2 separate regions of the Homo sapiens genome follow, and region 1 is linked to region 2. The links are chromatin loops, found by intact Hi-C in ENCODE. Cell type or tissue: A673. All regions are shown on one strand.

The links. Hi-C counts contacts between places; a loop is a spot of excess contacts. Peaks named below come from ENCODE experiments on the same cell type or tissue, not always from the same donor. Only the 100,000 strongest peaks of a DNase experiment are listed, where the experiment ranks them.
Region 1: it touches region 2 in a loop (3-fold over the local background); 2 of 110 quality-filtered maps call a loop at or near these places.

The regions. Positions count from the first base shown.
Region 1 is chr7:81,233,126-81,241,125 of GRCh38, reverse strand. No RefSeq gene overlaps it. Among named protein-coding and RNA genes, the nearest start is that of SEMA3C, 320 kb to the right of the region's middle. In A673, no CTCF peak of the experiment used is centred here; DNase peaks (open chromatin) are centred at 3,335, 3,985, 4,415, 4,865 and 2 weaker places; H3K4me3 peaks cover 377 bases; H3K27ac peaks cover 1,777 bases.
Region 2 is chr7:80,902,304-80,910,303 of GRCh38, reverse strand. All of the region lies in intron 2 of SEMA3C (semaphorin 3C), which reads left to right. Among named protein-coding and RNA genes, the nearest start is that of SEMA3C, 13 kb to the left of the region's middle. In A673, no CTCF peak of the experiment used is centred here; a DNase peak (open chromatin) is centred at 3,033; H3K27ac peaks cover 418 bases; H3K27me3 peaks cover 980 bases.

The DNA of each region.
Region 1 (8,000 bases), 330 kb before region 2:
TATCTGAATTTTATAGGCCTACTTCATAGTAGTTTTGGGTAAATTAAGCTTATACAATTTAATAGTGAGTGTCTTCCACCAGAGCTTTCTTGGCAGAACTCATGGCTCATTCCCCAAATTCTATTTTTTTTTTTTTTTTTTTTTGAGACAGAGTCTCGCTCTGTCGCCCGGGCTGGAGTGCAATGGCGCAATCTCGGCTCACTGCAACCTCTGCCTCAAGGATGAAGCGATTCTCTGATTCTCCTGCCTCAGCCTCCCATGTAGCTGGGACTACAGGCACGTGCCACCACTTCTGGCTAATTTTTGTATTTTTAGTAGAGATGGGGTTTCACCATATTGGCCAGGGTGATCTCAAACTCCTGACCTCGTGATCCGCCCGCCTTGGCCTCCCAAAGTGCTGGGATTACAGGCATGAGCCACTGCACCCAGCCCATTCCCCAAATTCTTACTGCTACTGTGAAATTCTCCTTTGGCATAAAGGTGGTCTTGTTTAAATGATATGGAAAGCACCTTCACAAGCTTCTGTGCTGGAATCACCATCATCTTCCCTTTTTAAAGATTACCTCCAAGGACTATTATTAAGAGAAATATTTGTGTTTGTGTCTACGTAGCTAAATATGTGTGTATGTGTTAAAATCAGAGTCAGCCAGCTGCTTCCTATAGTGACAGAGACCTGAGTACTTTGCAGTCTAGGAATGGATCTCCTGTATCTTCAAAAGCAATGGTTTTCAAATGTAAGTGTAGAGAAGGTTGGGAGCCCATTGGTGGGTCATAAACCTAATTTAGTGAGTCCTAATTACATGTTTTAAGTAACCTAGAAAGGAAATGAGGAAAAAAGAGAGAAGTAAAAATATAAGAATACATGGACATGTAGTAAGAAAATATTTTCATAAAACTTCTTCAAATTGTGTTTGCATGTGCACATATAAACAATTGCATATTTGGGTACGAATTGGGCTGTGACATGACATGTATTAAAGAATGTGGGACATCCCTCAAAAATACTTTAAGAACACTGTTCTAAGGGACCACTTTAGTCATCTTTTTATGTGTGCATAAATAGGAAAAGGCATTTATTATTCTAGAATTAGTAATAGAATCTCTTTACTTCGTCTCTGTTCTTACATGCAGAGCCCTAGAAAAGGAGGTAGGCCCAAGGCCATGTTGCACAATGTCATTCTTCTGTACAGAATGTGACAAAACTCTGAATTTTGTTTCCTAAATTTGGGGTGAGTTCAAGCCCAGTGATAAGGAAGAATAAGAAAGTATAATAAAATACAAAAACTAAAATTAATTGAAGAAAGAAGAATAGAGACTGGAGCCTGGTAGACTGAGTTCAAAAAGACAAGAAAAAAGAAAAAGACCTTAGAGTTTAGAGGATAAGTTGTCTTGACATCACAGGTGATTGATGTTAGTAGTCTCTTTGGCCCCACCACTCTTTTGTATATTTGTTTTTTCAATAGACATTTATTTAGTGCATAATTTCTGCCCGGGTATATATTCACAATGCTATTCACATTGATGAGTGATGCAGATATAATCACTGTTTATATAGAGGTTTTCTCAGTTCATTTTGTGATGGTATAACTGAATACCAAAGACTGGGTAATTTATAAAGAACAGAAGGTTATTTGGCTCACCATTCTGCAGGCTGGGAGATTCATGAGCATGGTACCAGCATCTAGCAAGGGCTATCCCATGGCACAAGGTATCACATGGTGAGACAGAGAAAGAAAATGCGGGCCAAACTTATCCTTTTATCTGGAGCTCACTCTGGAGATAATGGCATTAATCCATTCATTAAGATGGAGCTCTCATGATTCTCATGAATCACCTCTTAAATGTCCCTCTTCTTGATACTATCACAATGTCGATTAAATTTCAACATGTGTTTTGGAGGCGACATTCAAATCATGACAGAGGATATTTTAGTATGGAGGATATAGACACTGAACAACTTAAAAAGCAAATAATAACAATAGTGTGAAACAAAACAACATAAAAGAATAGTGAGAGCAATGGATGTTATATTGGCAATCATGCCTGGCTGTAATGCAGAGTAATTTTTAAGCCAAATATTTGAAATATATTAAATCAACCATAAAAAGAAAAAAAAAGTTTGGAAAAAGGGACATTGCTTCAGGTAGAGGTGAATACATTAGCAAAGGGTTTGAAATGACAAGACTAATAACATAAGAGAATTAAAATGAGACATATGTGGCTAGAACTTAGTGCAAGAGGAAAGAAGGCATGGAAGTTGACAGTGGCTAGGCCATGCATTCAATTAAGTATTTATTAAGCTCTTACTTAATGCCAGGCATTGTTCTAAGTGTAAGTACAGCAGTGAGCCAAAAGAACAAGTCCTTTAGGTTATTGTGACAGAGATGAATATAAAATAAACAATATTAAAATTGAATTGTAACATCAGAGAATAAGAATTGCATTTAAGGAAGTAAAGCAGGTTCCGAAGATAGAGAACGACAGGATTTTACTTAAGAAACATTGTTTGGAGGCTGGGCAAAGTGGCTCATGCCTGTAATCCCAACACTTTGGGAGGTTGAGGCAGGTAGATTGCTTGAGCCCAGGAATTCAAGACCAGCCTGGGCAACAGACTTCATCTCTATAAAACATCTTAAAAAATTAACTGGGTGTGGTGGTATATACCTGTGGCAGGGCTGCAGTGAGCTGTGATTATGCCACTGAACTTCAGCCTGAGTGACATAGACCCTGTCTCAAAATAAAGAAAAACTAAACATTGTTTGGGACAGTCCACTTTGAGGAGGTAATGTTTAAAGAGAAGTAAACTGAGAGAATTATCCATCTAAATGACTATGAAAAGAGATTTCAGGATAGAAGATATAGTGTGTGCAAATGAAATAAGGTAAGAACAGTCTCTCTTGAGAGGCAACAAAAAGGCTAGTGTGGCTGGAATTTAAGAGATAGCCATTGCCAAGTCACTAATAGTCTTATAGGCCATAGCAATTATTTTTATTATAATTTCAACATGTTGAAATTCCATGGGATGGTTTTAAATGAGAGAGTGAAATAATCTATATTCTAAAACGATCACTTGAGGTCATACTTGACAATGGAATGAAAGTAAACGCATGGTCCAGCCAAGAAATGATGGCAGTTAAGACCATGGTGATAGCATGAAGAGTGAAATGAGTGGTCAGATTTTAGATGCATGGATTTTAGATGCAGAGGGAATATAATTTTGTAGTATATTGTTAATAATAATGAGTATGAGAGGTAAAGTAGTTGATATCAAGCTGATAAATTACATACTTGAGAAACAGACAGTGAGAGAGAGAGAGAGAAAGGAAGGAAGGAAGGAAGGTAGGAAGGATGGAGGGAGGGAGGGAAGGAAGGAGGGAAGGAGGGAGGGAAGGAAGGAAGGAAGGAAGGAAGGAAGGAAGGAAGGAAGGAAGGAAGGAAGGAAGGAAAGGGAAGGGAAGGGAGGGAAGGGAAGGGAAGGGAAGGTAAGGGAAGGGAAGGAAGGGAAGGGAAGGGAAGAAGGAAGGAAGGAAGGAAGGAAGGAAGGAAGGAAGGAAGGAAGGAAGGAAGGAGGGAAGGAAAGAAGGAAGGAAGGAAGGAAGGGGTTTAGGTTAGAAAAATGGGAGGTTTGGGCCGGGTGCAGTAGCTCACGCCTGTAATCTCAGCACTTTGGGAGGCCAAGGTGGGCAGATCACCTGAGGTCAGGAGTTGCAGACCAGACTGGCCAACATGGTGAAACACCATCTTTATTTAAAAATACAAAAAACTTAGTTAGGCATGGTGGCGCATGCCTGTAATCCCAGCTATTCAGGAGGCTGAGGCATGAGAATCACTTGAACCTAGGAGGCGGAGGTTGCAGTGATCTGAGATCACGCCACTGCAGTCCAGCCTGAGTGACAGAGCAAGACTCCGCCTAAGATGCCAAAGGGAAAAGCTGAGCAGTGATTGGAACATGGTTCAGGAGTTCAGAGAAGAGGTGAATCCTGGAGCTATTAAATTTGAATTGCATAGATAGGACTGAACTGACAAAAGTTAGTGAAAAGAAGACTAATTAGGTATGATCCCAGTGGGGAGGTTGGGGAGGATGAAGAGGCTTTGATGAAGAAGTGTGAGAAGGAGCAGCCAATATAGTCATTGGAAAATCAGAAGAACATGAAGAAAGGCTTTGGGAAAGTAGAAATGATTAGCTAAGAAGCCACATAAGTTAGGTGTGAATTATCCATTAGATTTGGGAAAGTAGAAGTCAGTGATAGGAAAACAAATCTCATTATGTATTGCTTTTTTCGAATCAAGAGTTTTATTACGAATGGACTCAGGGAGAAAGTGAAAAAAAAGGGTATCAAATGTTTGCTGACTCATAAGCAAAGTCAAGCCACTTAACTATGAATAAGATTAGAGAAAGTCAGTGGTGTAGATTGCTAATTAACTATTATAACTTCCTGTAACAAACATATTTACACTCTAAATGAGTTAAATTATTTTTATAGGACATATTTTAACAAAAGTCATTTCCTGTCACAAACCTCTACAAACCTTAGCAGTTTTAAAGTTTACATTCACAGTCTTTGGAAACAATAAAGTAACCCTTTTAGCATTACTTGAGAGTTCTTAGCAAATACACTTAGACACAACTCTATGAAATTAGGCAGAGAAAATATAAATTTAAATTAAATTTTATGAAAAATACATGTATGTGATGACTTGAAAACATTTTTTCTTATGTAATCATACCCGTTATATAGGCTAAGTAACAGCACTGTCTTCTCCAAGCGTCTCGGTTAAGATCCTTCAAATTCTATTCGAGGTTTCTGATAAATGTTAATTGAAGTCTCTTGTCTGTGGCTTCAAGTCCAATTTTTAGTCAAGGATGAATTAGTATTGCAGAAGTTATAAAACTCTTTTTCTACATTAGGAAATTTGCCAAGAGAAGTTTCCTTAGAGCAGTGCAAACAAGAGCTTAATTGGAAAAGGATCAAAAGGAATGGGGGGAGAAGAGGAGGTAGAGTCAATGATTACAGACATCTTTTGAAGAGTTTTGCTTTCAAGAGGAACAAAGGAAATGTGGGATCAAGGAAGTTTTTTGTTGTTTTTGATTTTGCTTTTTCAGATGGAAATACGACAACATGTTAATGGAAATGATTATGTAGATGGAGAACACTGATATAAGACAGAGTGGTTAAGTGGGAAAAAGTCCTTGATTAGATGAGACAGCATGGGTTCCAATGGGGAAAGTGGAAGGTGTGGATTTAACCTTAGCATAGAAAGAGCAGATATAACCTTTGATCAGATGAGACTTTGTAGAGCAGGATAAGGAGTTTGAATTTCATGGACCAGAAATCAGGATGAATGTTAAAAACTGATCAGAAAGTGTGATGTCAGTTTTGGAAAATTAAGTTACTGTGTAGCTTCTGATAATCACAAGTTCCAGAAGCTAACAACCAGGGGAGTGATTGTGAGACAGAGCACAAGAAAATGCCATCTGCAATGAGAAAGTAAAGAAAATCAAAGGTCAGGTGTTGAATGAGACAGTCACATAGAGGCTGATATTACCAAGAATAATGACATGCTTAGGGGAAGACATTATGTTTATAATACAAAAGCTTACTGAGTGAAATAAGAATGAGAATTGGTAGGTGACATAAATAGGAAGATTGAGAGCTTAAGAGGGTAACATATCAACCACAATCTGATGGGAATGTTTCAAGTTGGAGTATATTAATATTATTGTTATGAAGGACTCCTCCTAGCTCAGAGGTCAAGTGTTGATCTTAGAGAAACAAAATCCAGAACACGGCAGTGTCAAACAGTTGTAGTCCTGGCGGGCAGGTGGGAGCACCTCTGCAACCCTAGTCAGAGATCTGGAATGGCAGGGGCATTGCTCATAAATGGAACAGAGTCTCTAGTAACTTCTAACATCAAGTTTCAACAGTTAATAAGCATGACAATGAGAATTAAGTTTGTGATAGACCACCTGTGGATGGGCAAAGCTGTGGAAATATTTGGAGTGAAAGGAAACCACAACAGAAACACACTTTCTTTCTTTTTTTTCTTTATCACAAGGTCTGGCTGTATCATCCAGACTTGAGAGCAGTGTTGCAATCTTGGCTCACTGCAACCTCTGCCTCCCTGGTTCAAGTGATTCTCATGCTTCAGCCTCCTGAACAGCTGGAGTTACAGGCATGTGCCACCATGCCCAGATACTTTTTGTATTTTTAGTAGAGACGATGTTTTGACATGTTGACCAGGGTGGTCTCAAACTCCTGGCCTCAAGTGATCTGCTCACCTTGGCCTCCCAAAGTGCTGGGATTACAGCTGTGAGCCACCTCGCCCAGCCCACACTTTCTTAATAGCTCACACTTTCTTAATAGAGCAAATGAGATCTTTAGTTATTAATTGATCTAAATAAATGAGATGAGGCAGAATTTCTACTCTAATTTTTTATAGCTTGTCAAAATTCTTATGTATAGATATGCACATATATATTTACTACCTAAAACATTTTACAAGGATCAATAATCCTGATGGGTACATGCCTCTGTCAGAACAGAAGCATTTTAATATTGTGCTAAGTAAAATGATTGAGTACTCATTTCATTACCTGTCACAGCATTTATTATTATTTTTATCAATTTATCTTAAGCACAGATATATACCAATAGATGCTTCCAATTTCTTACTTAAGGGCCAGGGGATTACTTATTTCAATTTAGGCCATTTGTTACTAAGAATATTTGTCATTTGTACTTTCTCTTTATACAGCTTAGGAAAAATACTTATGCATCCTCTATGAGCTGCTGTTCTAAATTCCAGAAAGCAACTACTTTTTATGCTGGATTTTGACATGCATTTCCCTCATTCTTCACTTTAGAATATTTTACTATTTTTAATAAGTAACATAGCCTCATATTCACTGAGTGATATAATTAAATTTAAAATATGCCTTTCTCCCCTTATTGGAGGAACAATACTATTAATTGCACTGACCTCTAACATGAGATTTTAAAACTGATTTCATATCAGTTATGGACAACTGTAAGGTAGATGCAACCATTCATCTTCAGGAGAACTTTATGTGATGATCTTCACCACTTTGTTCAGCATCATCTCCTTGATGACAAGATGACAACAGTGTCTACTAAGAGTACAGAATTATGAGAATCTTTGGATTTGATTCATTCCTTTAGGAAGCAAATTTTGTCTCTAAAAGCATATAAAGGTTGGCTTTTACATTTTCTTCTACTTGTGTAATTGTTAAGTTATAAACTCATTGATGGTAGCAGCAGCCCTTCCGGAGCAGCCGCTGGGAGGAATCCAGCTGCTGCAGGGGAGGCATGGCCAGACTCCATGGAGCCTGTGGGCTGGGAACAGATGATCCAGCAGGAGCCCCACGCCCCAAAGAGTTGGCAGGGTGGAGCCTGTGCTCCTGGGTGCAAATGCAGCCCAGCCACCATGGCAGCTGCCAAGCCATGGCTCCAGATCCGGGCATCCCTGTGCTCTCAGGGGCCCGAGAAGCCCCCTACCCCCACAGGCTCAGAAGTGCCTGCTCCCACTCCTTGGCCTCTCCCCACTCCACAGCAAAGCAAAGCTGTGGTCACGTCCCAATAGCTGAGCCTGGGTGCTGGCATGACCCGGCTGGGTGTGTGCATGCTTGGGGTGGTGCTGACACACCAACCCCCAGCTGCCTCAGTCTGCTCTGGAAACTGCTTCTGAGACTGAAACTTTGGTTACTGACGAGCACGGGAGGGAGGCCAGGGGGCTGAGGGTGGCTCGGCTCAGGCCTGTGGGTGCCCCTTGGCATGGACAGCCTGAATGCCATGGACAGCGTGTTGATGGCAGCAGGAGGCAGACAGGTTCTAGGCAGGAAAGGGTGGGTCCCTGTTGAAACCCCACCTTCAAGCCAGGGACAGCCTGAAGCCTGGGGAACTTTACCAAGTTCCAGGTGAAGTCTGACACCCAGAGTGACCACTTCTTTGATGCCTTTTAGCCAATCAAGTGATGCTTTT
Region 2 (8,000 bases):
TAAGCTCTCAATAGGGATATGTTACTTCTGTAAAATGCTTTTTACTTTTCAAATAATTCCCTTATTATTTAATTTATTATAGAATGCCTATGAAGTAAATTGGCATGGAGGCTAAAGCTCTTGGTTAAGGTTCTACAGCTTAATGGTGGCATTGACAAGACTAGAAGACAAAATGGTATAAGAAGAGAAAAATTAATTATGAGCAGTGCTTGTATAGAATCAGAGATACCCTGCAAATGTATGTTACAAAATCTGCAGAAATGCAAGGCTATTAATATGAGTATTAACAACTTGCTTCATGATATTTCTTCTCCAAGTATGTACAACACTGTAGCTTTAACATACCTTACATTTTTAATTAACTGCTGATTTTCAGCAGTAATTTGAGGATCATTATATATCAGGCTTTAAATCTGTTCAACACCATATTTTAAGTGCCTCTCAATTCTCTTTGCGAAGATTGAGGCAATACATAAATAAGAATAATTTATATTTTCATTTATCTCTAATTCATGCAAATTAATGAACATACTAGTCTTGTCTTTCCTTCCCCAAGTTACTGCTCTTGTAATCAAGAGCTCGTTTGATGTGCTATGTACATCAGGATTCCATATTCCCCTTAGTCAATCCCTAGAATATTCCACTCTGCTCATTTATGTATTGCCTTAGAGTGAAAAATCCATTAAAGTAATCTTATGTTCTGGTTTGAACTGATGCCACTGAAAATGCTAAATATTCTTGCCTTACTCAACTTTAACGCTTGCTAGCATTTAAGATTCTTGATAATAAAAGTATAAAACATTCTACCTAATTAATTTCTAAATTACTACCTTAGTACAACTATTTTCTGATAAAAATGATCAGGTACCAGACTTTGAATTTTGAATACAAGATTGCTCTTATATTTAACCTTATTTGTAATATAATGGCTAATGTAAAGTCTCTAGTCTATATGGAATAGATAAACTCAGGGAGTTACAGCAATGTAATTTTACAGAAGATTTCTGTTCCTCAGAGAAGGGAGACAGAATGTTGATCCAGCAGAAAGAAAACCTTAACTCTATGTAGAATTAATAGCTCTGAAGAAGCAACTTCTAAATTATTTTAGGAAAAACTTATTTCCTTATAGATTTTGACTTTCTACAGATAGAATTAATTATGGAGAGAGGATATATATCTGAGTAAAAATAAATGCAGAACTCTCTCACACACACACATACACACACTCACATCGTCTATGAGTAAAATTACATTATATTTGAATACCGTTTTAGTCTTTCCTAAGTGTATACTCTCTTGTATATTCATATAACAAAAACTGTTCAGTCAGAAAAAAGCTGTTGTATTCCTGGTATCATTTTAAATGCATTATTTATATGTTTTCTTATTTTAAATTTATGAATAACCACAGATTTGTAATTATATAATTGGATCATTAGTTTGGTGAACACTTTATTACTTAAAACATTATTGTAACACTTATATAGTGACAGCTTTTAGTGCAAGCAAGCTGAGGACCAGGACAAGAAACTCTGGTGACTTGTGAATTTGAGCCCTGTCTCCCTCCCATTTTTCTGACAGCTGGTGATAGTGAGAACAAAATGAGTTGTTGAATAGCAACCCGCAAAAAGGAAGTAATCCATCCCTAGCACAGATAACGGGGATGTAAAGGGAGTCAATGGGGCACATAATATGTAAAGCATCAATAAGATAAGTACCTAAATTTGCTCTCTACGCCTGCTTTTCTTTTTTTCCAGCCAGCGAAGTCTTGCAACCCAAGTTGCTAGTGTTACTATAGTTAGCGTCAGTTGCCAAAGAGCGAGCAGAATCTCAATTATAGCATATGAAATGTAGTCTTTAATTATGTGCTTCAGTTTTCCAAAATCCTCATTTCACAAAAGTTAAATTAGAAAAGACCTTTTCTCTTTTGTAAATAGACATAACTTTGTACAAACTGTGTGAAGTACACCAAGCTGGCACTTCATTCATCGCTGAAATTTGATAGTGAACACAACGGGTCTGAAGATTTTAAGACAGCAGTAACAAAATTAGAAACTGAGAGTAAGGGGAGTTGAACGTCCTAGTATTCTTGCTTGACCTTCCTTGTAATTGAGTCAAGTAGAAATAATATATGTGATCACAGTTTATTTTAAATGATACAGACTATTACATGTGAAAAGACAATTCCAATGCAACTATAATTCTTAAGACAGGGATCTCTTGTTTAATGGAATTAGTGAGTAGTAGCAAAGTGGTTATAAAATTGGCTTGTATAAATATTATACAAATGATATTTTTCTATTGAATTTCGTTACATAATTAGAGTCCATGTGTAAACAAACTATTCAACAGCCTGAATTGAACAACTTTTAATAAAGAAACTTAACAGGATGATAAGGCATGCAGAAGTTTAGATATGGTATGGTGGATACGTTGGAGCCTTTTAAATAACATGTCTGCCCTTGTAGATAGATGTACGCTAGTTATCATAACTCAAGCAGAAGAAAAACCTTATGACTTAAATTACCCCTTGATTTGAAAAGAATTATCGAATAATTTAATTTGTGTCAGTTGCCAGTCAGAGCCCTAAGTATTCTCTAAACAGTCTAGTTCTGTATTCACAACTAAACATTATTACATACTAATGATGCAGTTAATAGGAAGAGATTGGAGTCTCATTGCCATTATATAGGAATCTGACATTAAATAGAACCACCCTTATAGATTGTTTATAAAAACAATCTTTCTGGCATCAAAAGCCTCCAACTTTGTTGGTCCATCCAGCCAGATTGTCGCTCCATAAATTCAGGCTCAAGGGCTTTTTCCTTTCTCCTGAACAGTAATGCTCAAAACATTCCAAGAGACCAGAACATTAAGCAGGAATAAAACAATGAGTGTATTATCATCACCAAAAGAGCATTTTGAATTTTATTAGAAGAAACCAATTAAGATGTTATTTTCAAGCAGAGGGCTTGGCATGGCTTCAGAAAGTTACTTTCCGGAGTCGGGCAGGGGTTTAGCTGGCACAGAGAGCGGATCTTTAGCTTAGAGTTTTGACAGCTTTAATGCACATGCAACTGGAATTTTTTTTCTTTAAGCTGATTCTTTTAAAAGCCATGCTTCCTGCCACTGTTTCACATAATTGCATCAATTCCATTTTCCATTAGTAGTCAAAACCTGCTGATGTGACTGGAGTTTTAAAACTTTTGTGTAAAAATCTAATTATGTACATTTTTTCAGAGGAAACTGATAATGAATATGAACTATGCAGCTGTATTTTCTATTTTGATATCTAAAGTACAGTAAGCAAAGGGTTCTATATGCTAGTATTATAACCTTTGGTTATTCATTTAATTATATTGACAACAGTGGTATAATCAATTTTCTATGATAGAAGAAAAAGCATTCAGTAAGCTTTACTTTGTGGAAGAAAAAGCAGCCCCTACCGCTTGGCTACAGAATAATGAAATATTCTGGTTTTAGGTGAAAGGAAATGCTTGCCTCTCCCCTTATATCTATAGTATTCCTTTTATAATGTTTTTATTTTCAACAGCTTGTCTGCATAGAATATTTTATAATGATCTACACTGGTATATTTCTTCTGACATCTACCTTCTACTCTTCTGATAATGTATTCAACACTTTTAATACGCATAATTATATGTAGACATTTCAGATACTACACTAGAGACTTATAAAATATACTATCTAGCAATTGATCTCTTGTATTTGTTTTCCTTTCTTCCCTCTCTTTTTTTTCTCTTCTTTTTTACTGACATGAGAAAAAGATGATCAAGCTTAGTCTGGAATTATTCATGAAATGGTGAAAGCTTCAGAGCCCAGGTGCTGATGGAATGTGTAGCAGGAATGTAGTTAAAGGTGGCCGAGAGTTAAGATGTGTCATTTATTTGTGCTATGGAGATGAAATTCAGTGCCATGAGCACTTAGATGAAATTACCTCTGCAATAACCATCTTCGGTTTCCAAATTTTACAATATTTGATAGTAAAGCATAGTTGCAACCTTTTCTAATATTGCTTCTGGGTAAAAAGAATATTAGATTTTTAATAACTAAAGATAAATTTGCTGAGGTCCCTTAATAGCATAGACATTTTTCAAGATACATACGTATCTGTATGAAGTTCCAACAATAGAAATTTTGTTCATCTTCCAGTGGAAGCAGGAAAATCTAGTTAGAATTGATTGTTGGTGAATTATGGATCGATAAGAGAAAAAAAGCTTTTAGGCCCTTTTGTAAAGCTTGTTATGTCCATCTGTCTCTCCTTCTTTTGCTCTCTACTCACCCAGCTTCCTTACAAAGAGGTTTTATTATTCAGTTAAAAAAAAAACAAAACAAAATTACATTCAATTCCATGACTCTTTTCCAGAGCCTACCTTGTACAATGCTGTGTGCTACATCTGTGGGTACAAAAAGAAGTGTGGCGTGAATTTGGTCCTCAGCAACCACCTACTCTAGTAAGTGGCATAAGCCAACCATGTAAATATTACACCAGGCAAACCCTGCTGCATACCATAAAAGAAGCATAGACACCTCACAGAAGGTGACATTTTAAAAGCAAAAATTATCTTAAACTAGTTTAGAGCATCAGCTTTAAACCCATTGTAGGCATTAATCATTTTGCTAGCAGGGATTAGCTTTATCATAGTTACAAACTGAATGGAGAGGGGAATTAAGCTGGAATGCCCGGGATGAGCTTATTGCACTTACACTTATTGCAGGAGTCTCCCGGCCTCTGGGGCAAAATGCTTTTGCTGATTTTGTTTTCTTTACCTCCAAATTCCCAACAGTGCCTGTAACTGTGCAGAGTCATTATGACTGCCTGACTGATAACTGACAAACAGGCTGACTTCTAATCGTCAAATTAAATCCAACTGCCCTGAGCATTTAAAATCCTAAACTGTCTGTGGTGGTGGTAGGGGTCTTGGTGTCTCTCTCTCTCTCTCTCTCCACCCCTCCCCCTCTCTCCCCCTCTCTCCCCCTCTCTCCCCCTCTCTCCCCCTCTCTCCCCCTCTCTCTCCCTCTCTCTCCCTATCTCTCCCTCTCTCTCCCTCTCTCTCCCTGTCTCTCCCTACCTCCCTCTTCCCACCTCCTCAAAAAAAAAAAAAAATGGCCATAATTGAGGGTTGCAGCAAAGGCATGAAAGAGGCTATTTTAAATATCAGGAGTTCAAAACAACATTACCTCAAGAAATGTCTTTCTTGACAGATTTCATACCCAGAGTTCAAAAGCTTTTTTTTTTCTCTGTGCTTTCATTTTCATCAGCAGTTTGCCACCCTATTATAGGGCCACAAGGCTTGAAGTTAGAAAGTTAGCGCTAAGATTCTGAAAATTCAGGAAAAAGAAACTGTAATTCTGAATTTTTGGAATGACTGGTAAGGTTAAACCTGAGACCCTAGGGCAGTGATTCTCAACCTTGGCTGTACGTTACCTAGAAGCTTTAAAAAATGCTGATGCCAAGGCCACACCCCAGACCAATTCAGTCACTATCTCTAGGGATGACACTAGTGTTGTAAAACTGTCCAGGTGACTTTAACCTACTGCCATATTTAGAAACCACTTCCCCCAATCCCTAAAATGCAGTTTCTGTTACACAACATGAAAGTGTCAGGGAACTCCTTTTAATAATAAAAGAGAACACTATTCAATCTAGTGTTCTAGCAGTTTTCAGGCTGCAATCGTTACTAAAAATTAAAGTTTAGCCCCCTTACTCAACAGTTGAGATTCTCAAAGCCAGGTAAATCATCATCAGTGTAGTGGTAACGCAGTTTGAGTGGCTACAACCCATTAAGAGTGAACAAATACCCTTCACTTACTCTGTGTGGAATGTGAAGATCCATTTCAAAGCCATGATTTAGAAAATTGTGTTCTATTTTCTATATCCTTTGTATTTTGAAACATAATGACATATCTGTAAGAATCTCAACAACATGAAAAGGTATTTAGGCCAGGTGTGACGGCTCATGCCTGTAATCCCAGCACTTTGGAGAGCTGAGGTGGGTGGATCACTTGAGGCCAGGAGTTCGAGACCAACCTGGCCAACATGGTGAAATCTAGTCTCTACTAAAATTACAAAAATTAGCCAGGCATGGTGGTGCACGGCTGTAGTCCCAGCTACTGGAGAGGCTGAGGCATGAGAATCACTTGAACCTAGGAGGTGGAGGTTGCAGTGAGCCGAGATCTTGCTACTGCACTCTAGCCTGGACAACAGAGCACAACTCTGTCTCAAATAAAATAAAATTAAATAGGCCTTTAGGTTACATCATCAGGCCTAACATATAGGGGATTAAATACAGGTTTGTGCAATAGATGCCCTCTGTGTCTAATGGTGGGATAATAGACTTTCTAAAAGATGAAGAAGCTATAGTGGTGGTAGGGGTAGGGGAGTGGAAGTAGAAGATAGGGAAGGCTTCCTGTCACTCACAAAAATATGTCACTTGTGGAAGTGGGAACAGGTTCTGGCTCTTTACATTTGTTTCCTTGTATATCATTTTTTTTAGCCTTTTAAATGATGTGTGATACGTAGTAGATACTTAACACACTAATGTACTGCATAATGATGTTTCCATTGAGAAGGACCACATGTATTATGGTAGTCTCATAAGATTTATTTTTAATTTTTTTGAGACAGAGTCTTGCTCTGTCACCCAGGCTGGAGTGCAGTGGCGTGATCTCAGCTCACTGCAACCTTTGCCTCCTGGGTTCAAGTGATTCTCCTGTCTCAGCCTCCTGAGTAGCTGGAAATATAGGCATGTGCCACCATGCCTGGCTAGTGCTTGTATTTTTAGTAGAGACGGGGGTTTCACCATGTTGGCCAGGCTGGTCCTGAACTCCTGACCTCAGGTGATCTGCCTGCCTCAGCCTCCCAAAGTGCTGGGATTACAGGCGTGAGCCATTGTGCCTGGCCCCATAAGATTATTATACTACATTTTTACTGTACCTTTTCTATGTTTAGATATGTTTGGATACACAAATGCCATTGTGTTACAGTTACCTACAGAATTTTGTACAGTAACGTGCTGTACAGGTTTGTACTGAGGAGCAGTAGGCTATAGCATATAGCCTAGGTGTGTAGTAAGAGATCCACCTAGGTTGGTATAAGTTAAATATATGATGTTCGCACAATGACAAAATTGCCTAATGACTCAGAACATACCTTCATTGTTAAGGGATGCGTGACTGCAAATACTTGAAAGTGAAAGAATGAATGAATTTTATCTGCATTAGGAGGGATGGGCAGAGGTAGAGCAGAAAGAACCAAAATAGTGGATCAAACCCTGTCAGGGCTCTCAGTTCCAGGATCATAAGGTGCCAGTAATTCAGCGGGCTTATGCTCTTACCGTTCTTCTTAGCACATAATCTTGGCTTAGGTCTCTGCCCTTTGTACTATAATCCTGCTGTTTTCACGTAGGCAGAAAAGCCATGGGCTAATGGCTGGCAGTTCTGTTTTGGTATACTCAACAACACACAAGGAAAAGTGTAAATACCCATGGGCCTCTAGAAATAAACCTGGGATTTCATTGAGGAATAGTGGAAACTTCACTGGAGCCTGGAAATGGGAACAAGACTGCCCCTGCTATTATGAGTTACAAATCATATATTATTTTAGTGTGATGTTGTGATATCATGACGACATGTGTTTTGGTTTTAAATGAATCATTGATGTTAGTTAGTCTTAAATACATGGATAGTTGAAAAATTGGACCATGGAAATTTATAGTTGTTTATGTGATCAATTTAATATTTGTGCTTTTTCCGGAACATAATTTTTCTTTAGCTATATGAGAGATTAACTTTGTTTTAATATGCACAGTTAGATGCTTTCATTTGCTTATAAACATAGCTACATATTTACAATTGAAAAAATTTGTAGGGAAAAAACTGTGTAACTGATAGGAGGTAGAAATAAGAAGTCTTATGGACAGGTCAGTAATAAACAGAACACAAATTGAGTACTTAGGGACTATGAAAATTGTCAGTGT